Linked DNA regions of Homo sapiens: region 2 is linked to region 1. Evidence: read pairs that join two places in POLR2A ChIA-PET (ENCODE). Cell type or tissue: HepG2. All regions are shown on one strand. Each heading gives the region's core, and the rest is flanking DNA. Links, peaks and the distances in the headings are about the cores only.

Region 1 (4,475 bases), core at 360-4,359:
ATTATCTTCCCTTCAGCATTTATTGGATGAGTAGTAGGTGTGGAGATCCGCTGTGGCCCATTCCATTTGGAGTCAGCACACAGGAATGAAAGAGAGCCTGGTCCTTGCCTGAATATGATGGTGTAGTGTCTCCTAATCCAGTAAGCCCCGAAATGCCAGTGAGGAAGGCTATTTTTTCACCTTTCTGAGTAAAGGGCTTGAAACATCAAAGAATAGCTGGCCTGACAAGGGCAGCAATCCAATAGATACATGACGTGGCTGGTAGAACCGTGGCCTCTGGTCCGTTACACCACTTCATTTATCAGTTAGGAGTGCACAGGCTGTCTCCTGACAATAGCAGGGGCAAAAGTCTACGTCTTGTTATGGCAGACAAGTGGCCTGGTCAGCATTCTACTAAGACTGATTGCCTTAAGCATTGGCTGTAGCCAGTTTCCATGGAGCTTGAAGGACAACTCCTTTTCTGGGAGGCCAGCCTGTAGGGAAGGCCCAAGTTAGCCGTATTTCTCCACCACTGCAGTTCTCCACCTCCAATCTCTGTGTGGCCTCTATGCATCATACCCTGTTCCATCAGTAATATATGCCACTTCAACCTATAGGCAACTATGGAGAATGGTTAATACAGCAACTATGGCAGTGGTTCTCAAACTTGAGCTATATCAGAAATACCTGAAGGGTCTATTAATACACAGACTGCAGATCCATGGAGGGCCCTGAGAATTAGTATTTTTAAGGAGTTCCCAGGTGATGCTAATGTTGCTGGTCCAGAAACCACACTTTGAAAATCACTGGAATAGAGAAAGCCATGAATAGTCCTACCCTACGTCAAGGGCTAAGGGGGCCCAGACTCGGCCAAGAGAAGAGGTACCAGAGTTCTGATGGGAGTTAGATAACCATTAGACAACCATATGCCTTTTCCTGTATGCAGAATACTGATTATTTTACTTACTGCTAATCACAATCCATAAACAATAAGATGTGTAGATTAGGGTACAGGCCACCCTTTGTCTGTCAGATTATAAAGATCAATTCTATGATCTAAATCCACTTTGGTTAAAATACTAACATTAGTAGCAACTGCAATAATAAATAAAAATAAAACCACCCTGGTTAAGGAGTCCAGGCTAATCCACTGGGTGACTAGACGGGTCCCATTAGCTATTTAGCCTAGAATGACTGCAGATTTTCTATTACTGTCTTTAGTTTCAATTACTCCTGGCCAGGAATATGACTACATTGTGACTCCTAGTCCTCCTCCCTGACTGGCAACTGGGAAGTTTTCTCCTTCGTATCTAGGCCAGATTGTGGCTGTGGGGGCCCGAAGATCCCAGAAAACATGAAACAGCTGAGTATTTACCTCAGGGTTGTAGGTCTTGGTCTCTGGAGGCAAACAAGGCCATTTGGCCACACAGGAAGAAGCTAGGAGAGACACATGGTCCAGTCCAAAGTTATGTGTGTGCACATGCATGCATGCACTGTGTGGAGTAAAGACAACAGTCATGGTTACAGGGCTTGGATAGAGGCTAACTGAGGCCTGTTGGATTGCTTTCAGGCCTTTCCCAATGACCAGGAATTCTGTGTCATCCCAAGAGGATGAGGACAAGCTAGACATTGAGACCTGAGTCCATTGTTGACAGTTTCACAGGCAGGTGGGTAGTCTAGTGTAATTCAACAGAGTAGGAGAGGAAGCTGGAAGTGGTAAAATGTTATGAAACACTAGACTGTTTCCAGCTCTCCCCTGCTGCAGGTAGTAACTGATGGCTGATCCAATATTGTGACAGGTTAGCAAAGGAGCCACTGGCAGCCAATCAGAGATGCCTGGAAGAATGTGGGATAGCCTGAGTGACAATCCTCCCAGAGGGATCTAAGAACAAGGTAGTGCATCTTCCCTCCACTTATCTCCTACAATTTCAGGTATTCCCTTATTTCTGGTGAGGGGCTTCTTCTGAAAAAATCTATAACATCTGGCCCAGTACAATCACCTTAACAGGAAAACAGGAGTAGCCCCATCACCCCCTGTCTTCTTATATGACCCCATAGTAGTTGAACTGCATTTACTTGCACCCAAGGGTGAGGGCAAGCTAGCACAGTGCCCATGTGGCAAGGTATATAATAACATCAAATGCAGGATAAAGGTGTTAGTGTGACCTCAGATAGATCAGCTACACTAGATAGCCATGAGACAGCAGTGCCTTCAGGTTGGTGTCTGCCCACTCTTGGTATAGGGCATTGTGCAGAATTCCCAACTACCAAAGAGAATCAGGGTAACAAAAAAAAAAAGTGCAAAGGTGTGGAAAGGTATATCTAGGTTCAGGTCCCTGCAGTGCAGCTGTACTACTCTAGTTATTTTCTCATCCCCTAATTCCTAAGTCCAGATGGACCCTTGCAGGATGTGTTGGAAAGAATTCTGTTTTTTTTGTTTGTTTGTTTTTGTTTTTTGAGATGGAGTTTCACTCTTGTTGCCCAGGCTGGAGTGCAATGGCGTGATCTCAGCTCACTGCAACCTCTGCCTCCCAAGTTCAAACGATTCTCCTGCCTCAGCCTCCTGAGTAGCTGGGATTACAGGCATGCGCCACCATGCCCAGCTAATTTTGTATTTTTAGTAGAGACAGGGTTTCTCCATGCTGGTCAGGCTGGTCTCAAACTCCCGACCTCAGGCAAACCACCTGCCTCGGCCTCCCAAAGTGCTGGGATTACAGGTGTGAGCCACCACACCCGGCAGCTGGAAAGAATTCTAAGATGACCCACCAACATTCCCAGCCATTGGTGTACACATACCTTCTCCCAGTTATTCAATCTAGGTACTGTGGTGAAGGGGTTTGCAGATGTAATTAAGTTCTCCAATCAATTGACCTAGAAATAGGGATTATTTAGGCAAGCCTGATCTAATCACATGAACACTTTAAAAGTTTTCTCAGGCTTTCCGAGTCCTGGCCCACGGGCGTTGGGTATGAGCAGCGCCCTCCGCCCTCCGCCCTAAGGGTTCGTGGCCCACCGCTCCTTCGCAGTCCCTGCCGCCACCGTCCACGCTCTGCGTTGTAGAGAAGACAGTGGGTCGGAAGAGCGCCATCGCCGCCAGTGTATGTGGGGCCCTTTTTATCAGGTACTGCATCTACTTTTACCACAAAAGACGAAGTGACCCCAATTTCAAGAACAGGCTTCGAGAACGAAGAAAGAAACAGAAGCTTCCCAAGGAGAGAGCTGGGTTTTCCAAGTTACCTGACCTTAAAGATGCTGACGCTGTTCAGAAATTCTTCCTTGAAGAAACACAGCTTGGTGAAGAGTTACTAGCTCAAGGTAAATATGAGAAGGGTGTAGACCATCTGACAAATGCAATTGCTGTGTGTGGACAGCCACAGCAGTTACTGCAGGTCTTACAGCAAACTCTTCCACCACCAGTGTTCCAGATGCCTCTGACTAAGCTCCCAACAATTAGAGAATTGTAAGTGCTTAGAGCTTGGCTGAAGATGATGTGGAATGAGAAACAAATGTCAACATAATAAAATCTCAGTTAAAAATATTTAAGGCCGGGCGCGGTGGCTCATACCTATAATCCCAGCACTTTGGAAGGCCAAGGCAGGCGGCTCATGAGGTCAGGAGTTCGAGACCAGCCTGGCCAACATGATGAAACCCCGTCTCTACTACAGATACAAAAAATTAGCCGGGTGTGTTGGCGGGCGCCTGTAAGCCCAGCTACTTGGGAGGCTGAGGCAGGAGAATCGGTTGAACCAGGGAGGCGGAGGTTGCAGTGAGCTGAAACCATGCCATTGCACTTCAGCCTGGATGACAGGGTGAGACTCTGTCTCAAAAAAAAAAAAAAAAAAAAAAAAAAAAAAAAAAAATATATATATATATATATATATATATATATATAATTCTTGGTAGTTGAGCAGCTCCAGGGGAATAAGGGCAAATATGCTTGTTATGAACTACACTGAAATCTACCAAAGTTAATGTTTACTTTGTGTAGATCCATTTGTCTATTTTTTTCCCAGTGAAAAGTATATTTTGATAGAGAACTTTTCATTTTATAAATACACTATGAGTTACTGAAATATTATGGATTTTGTTTATTCCAGAAACATAGTTAAACTTTACATATGACATGGCTTATGTTAAAAATACCCAGTGGTCAGTTTTGAAAATAGGCAAAAAAAAAAAAAAAAAAAGTATAGGAGAAACTGAAGAATGCACACTTTTTTAGCTCATACATTTTGCTGTAAATCCGGAAATTTGGTAAACTTGGTTGTGTTTGTGAAAACTAGCATTAAAATTTTTGAGCGATCATTTATTTCCATTTAATCTCTTAGACATAAATATGTGAGGTATGCTGCTGTCCTGTGTTAACAACTTCATTCACTTTCTGTATATCGGTCTTGAAATGTTTTGTTTAAATCAGTGGGCTTAATGTGTTCTAGGTATTTACCTCCTTGGATTTTAAATACATGTAGTTGCAAATAGCACCAGGAATTAGAGCT
Region 2 (4,475 bases), core at 302-4,301, 150 kb after region 1:
CCAAAACTAAGGTCGTGTTCAACTTCTGTTTCCATGGTTTCAAAAACAATGTGAAAAGATATTCAGGTGCCTGGTCCAATTGTTAGTAAAAAGGTGCTTTGAAGGCTGCGGCTCTGCAGTTCTTATTCACTGGCTGGGACCGTGTGCTTCCATGGGTTCATTAAGGGGCGCATTAGCATTACATTAATTGGCATAAACAGCTGTAGCACAAACCTCCAGCAGATAGGAGGCTAGAGGCACAGAGAACAAAGGGAGAGGCAGGAAAGCAACAATTGGCTGACCTGAAGCTGTCTAGGTCAGGCATGGCATTTGGTCCCTCTTCATTTCTAAGTTCTCATGAATGTGGACACCCAGTCGGCAGCCCAAAGCCTTTCTCATTTCCATCTCAATCTCCAGGAAGAATTACAATGAGAATAACAGCTACTGAGGCAGAGAACAGATTCTGAATATTAAAATACACACTAGGCAGGAGCTGGGAAAAGGAAGAATAAGACAGGTTTTCCTTTTGGTCTTAACAAAGCATGACAGTCAAATGCTACCATATACCTGCTGTATAAGCTCTGTACCAGACAGGACCTTTCAAGGACCCTTACCAAGTCCCTTCAATTATTATTCACTTCTTATCTCTATGCATTTATTAGGCATCTCTGATGTACCAGACTCTGAGGTAGCCATCATAGGAATATAATTTAAAAAACACAATCCCAATCTCAGGGAACTAAATCTAATGGAGGAATAAGCATACATAGAGGGGATTCTTGTTATGTGAGGATAACTACTATCCAAAAATACCACTTAAAGTTAACTGACAAGGGACCAAAATTTCTTAGTAAATTTTTTTAAAATGTTGATGGGGCCTTTAATTTATCAAGACAAACATTTTAAAATGTTTATAATTCCTAATTTAATAAAACTTGTTATATTGCCCACAAAGTTAATTCTTAGAACAAAGAACATCCGTCACTTCACATTTGGCTTTCAAAACATATCGATAAGAGGATCAATTTTATAAAAATATTCAAGAGCTTCATCAATTTTTCCCAAGGGTCTCTTTTAATCCTTTGTTACTCAAATCATTGTCCTCCGAATGTCCTGTTATGTCATTACCCACATTAATTCTCCCTTCAATTTTAAATTGGTCTAAATTTACCTAATCCTCATTTGTCAGTGATTTTTGTGCGTGTGATTCAGGCCATTATCCAATATTGCCTTATTTCAACTTCCTAAATTTTTTCAACATTCATTTTAGAATCCACTTGCATTACATTGTTCAATGTTAATAATCCTACCATTAGAAAAGCACTTACTGACAAAGAGGGGTGAATGTACAGACCTTACTGGTGAGCAGGGAGGAATGTTTGAGTGGGGGCTAATTTTATAAGTCCCTATAGATAACAAATGAACTTCAATACTAATTATAGTGCAAAGGACGGAGAGAGTACTACGAAAATTCAAGAAAGTTTGATGAATATATGTCGAGGGAGTGCAAAAGTAAATTATTTTATTCAGTCTTTCAACAAATATGTATTAAGAGCCTACTACATGCCAGGCACTGATCAAGATACTGAAGATACAGCAAAGAACAAAACAAAGTACTACCCTCTAGGAACTTAAAATCATAAATGGGAGGATGAAAACTGGGGAAGCCTACATGGAAGAACTGGCATCCAAGTTGCATCTTGAGGAATAAAGAGTTTTAAAAGCATAGAGGAAAACAGAATTCCAGGCTGAGGGAACAGGGTAATATGATATGAAATGGAATGAAACTGAAACTGTCTATTTAGAGAGATAGAGTAGGGTTAGAAGAGATGATGCTGAAGAGGTAGGTGAGGTCAAATTATTAAGTTCCCTGAATAACTAATTTACATATTATCCTATAAACAATGGAGACACACTGATGGCTTTTGGGAAGAACAGTGACAGGATCAGAAAAATTACTCCAGGCAGAATAATGAATAAATAAGAGGGCACAAAGACTGGTTGCCACGACACTAGTTAATAGGTTACTAAAAGTCAAGGGAAGAGATGATTACAGTCTAAATCAGAGCAGAAAGGATAGAGAAATAAAAATAAACTGGTAAAAAAAACTACAGAGATAAAACTAACAAGGCTTGATAATCCATTGGACTGATAGCAAGAGCTTATTCATTCTGCAAATATTTACAAGCCTCACTGTGTTCCAAGCATTGTACTAAGTGATGAGGTACAATGGTGACCAAAAGACATGACCTTTGACTCCATGGAGTTGAAAGTCTAGACATAACCAAGAGTCAAATAAATACAGAATCACAAATCATTATAAATGCCATCGCAGAAAATAACAAAGTGCTGTAAGAGGAAAACAGAGGGGCTCTTCTTCTTCTTTTTTTTTTTTTTTTTTTTGAGACGGAGTCTCGCTCTTTCACCCAGGCCGGACTGCAGTGGCGCGATCTCAGCTCACTGCAAGCTCCGCCTCCCGGGTTCACGCCATTCTCCTGCCTGAGCCACCCCCGCGAGCAGCTGGGACTACAGGCGCCCGCCACCGCGCCTGGCTAATTTTTTGTGTTTTTAGTAGAGACGGGGTTTCACCGTGTTAGCCAGGATGGTCTCGATCTCCTGACCTCGTGATCCGCCTGCCTAGGCCTCCCAAAGTGCTGGGATTACAGGCGTGAGCCACCGCGCCCGGCGTGGGGCTCTTCTTTAGATTAGAAAGGTCCTGGTTTACAGTAGACAATGAGTATTTGTTTACTGAATGAGAAGGAGAAGCCAGAATTGCGAACAGCAAACCAGGGGTAAAGAACAGGTGTGAAGGCCCTGAGGAGAGACAGACTTTCTCAAACTCTGTAGAATAGAAAAAAAAAAAAAGGGATGAAAAGGAAAAAGGGAGAGAGAAAAAGAAAGAAGGAAAGAAAAAAAAGAAGGAAGGGAGGAAGGGAGGGAGGGAGTCAGCCAGCCAGCCAGCCATTGAGGTACAGGATTATTGGGTACATCTGTGGCTATAAGGTTTTTTGTTTGCTTTTTTTTTTTTTTTTTTAAAGTTAAGTTTGGCACCATGAACATCATTAATGGCCTTAGCAAGAGCAGTTATGATGAGGTTGTGGAGACAGGAGGGGAGTAGGCTGCAGAATAAATAGGAGGTAAGGTACTCGAAGTAGAAGTTGTAAATAGCTATTTTAAAAAGACTAGCTTTGAAGGAAAGCAGAGATAGGGTTTATCTAGAAGCTGACATGGGATCCCAGGAGCACTTTTTTTTTTTGGTGAAGAAAAGGAAAATTATTTTCCTTTAAGTAGAATGTTTGAATGATGCTTAGGGTAACTCAGTAGAAGGCAAAATTTAAAGATGCCATAAAGCGAGATTTCTAAAATGGGACCATGGGAAACAATCTAAAAACATGTGGAGGAGCAAGCGAAGAAGAGATGAGGCAAGAGAACAGAATGACTTCTTTCATTGTAAAAGAAGGGGCAAAGGAAGGAATGGGTACAAATCCAAGTAAATTCTAAGTAGGAATATGAAGCTTCTATTTCATCTGTGATATATGAGGCAAAGTCTGGAGGGTGGGGGCAGAGAGGTAAAGGGCAGAAAAAAAGTGGCAGAAGGAGAATAAGAGTAAAACTGAAGACAATTCTGAGGAAAAGCATGCAATTATTTCCAGAGATAGAAAACACAGGCAGAAAACTAGGCTTGTGGAAAAGGTAAATGAGTCAGTTGAATAGGCCAATTCCTGAAGAAATCATCAAAAGAAAGGCTGTAGTGGTTTTTTCAGTTTGCAAATGTCAAATCCTGTCAAGAGCCCATTAGGTCTTCTACCCTTTGATCCAGTAATCCCACCTATAGAAATTTATTCTAAAGAAGTAATCTTTGAAAGGAGAAAGCTATATGCAGTGCTATTGGGTAAAATTACAGTATAATTTATAATAGGAAAAGAAAAACCTAAAAACCTACACCTGATAGTTTTATGTGTCAACTTGGCTAGGCTATAGTCCCCAGTTATTCAATTAAACATTAATGTAGATGTTGCTGGGAAGGTATTTTGCAGATGTGGTTAACATCTACAATCAGCTGACGTTAAGTAAAGAATATTATCCTCCATAATCTGGATGGACTTCATCTAATCAGTTGAAAGGCTTTAAGAGCAAAACTGAAGTTTCTCTAAGAAAGAATTATTCTACTGGTTCTGTTTCTCCAGTAGAACATTGACTGACACAATAGTTTCGGGTAAATTATGGAACATCATCTTAAATTTTACAATGAAGACTAAAGAGTAACATGCGGGAATGTGTATAAGTCAAGAAAAAAGGGCAAACAACAAACTTAGGTCTACATTATGATTACAACTACATGTATGTTTATGTATGTTTACATACACCAAAAAAGGAAACAGAAAAGGGTTGTCAGGATGGCATCATAACTAAATTTTAAATTGATTCAAAAGTTTGTGAAACAAAGCCCTGTTATTTTTAATGGAACAAAGTCACATTATTCATGTTAAGCTTTA

What was found. Peaks named below come from ENCODE experiments on the same cell type or tissue, not always from the same donor. Only the 100,000 strongest peaks of a DNase experiment are listed, where the experiment ranks them.
Region 2: POLR2A ChIA-PET joins it to region 1 with 5 read pairs; 3 of 35 experiments call an interaction of 5 or more read pairs at or near these places.

The regions. Positions count from the first base shown.
Region 1 is chr11:77,310,561-77,315,035 of GRCh38, forward strand. It overlaps the pseudogene TOMM20P1. Among named protein-coding and RNA genes, the nearest start is that of GDPD4, 11 kb to the left of the region's middle. In HepG2, for the core only: no CTCF peak of the experiment used is centred there; no DNase peak of the experiment used is centred there.
Region 2 is chr11:77,457,329-77,461,803 of GRCh38, forward strand. All of the region lies in intron 1 of PAK1 (p21 (RAC1) activated kinase 1), which reads right to left. Among named protein-coding and RNA genes, the nearest start is that of PAK1, 15 kb to the right of the region's middle. RefSeq lists an enhancer at 54-113. In HepG2, for the core only: no CTCF peak of the experiment used is centred there; a DNase peak (open chromatin) is centred at 2,203.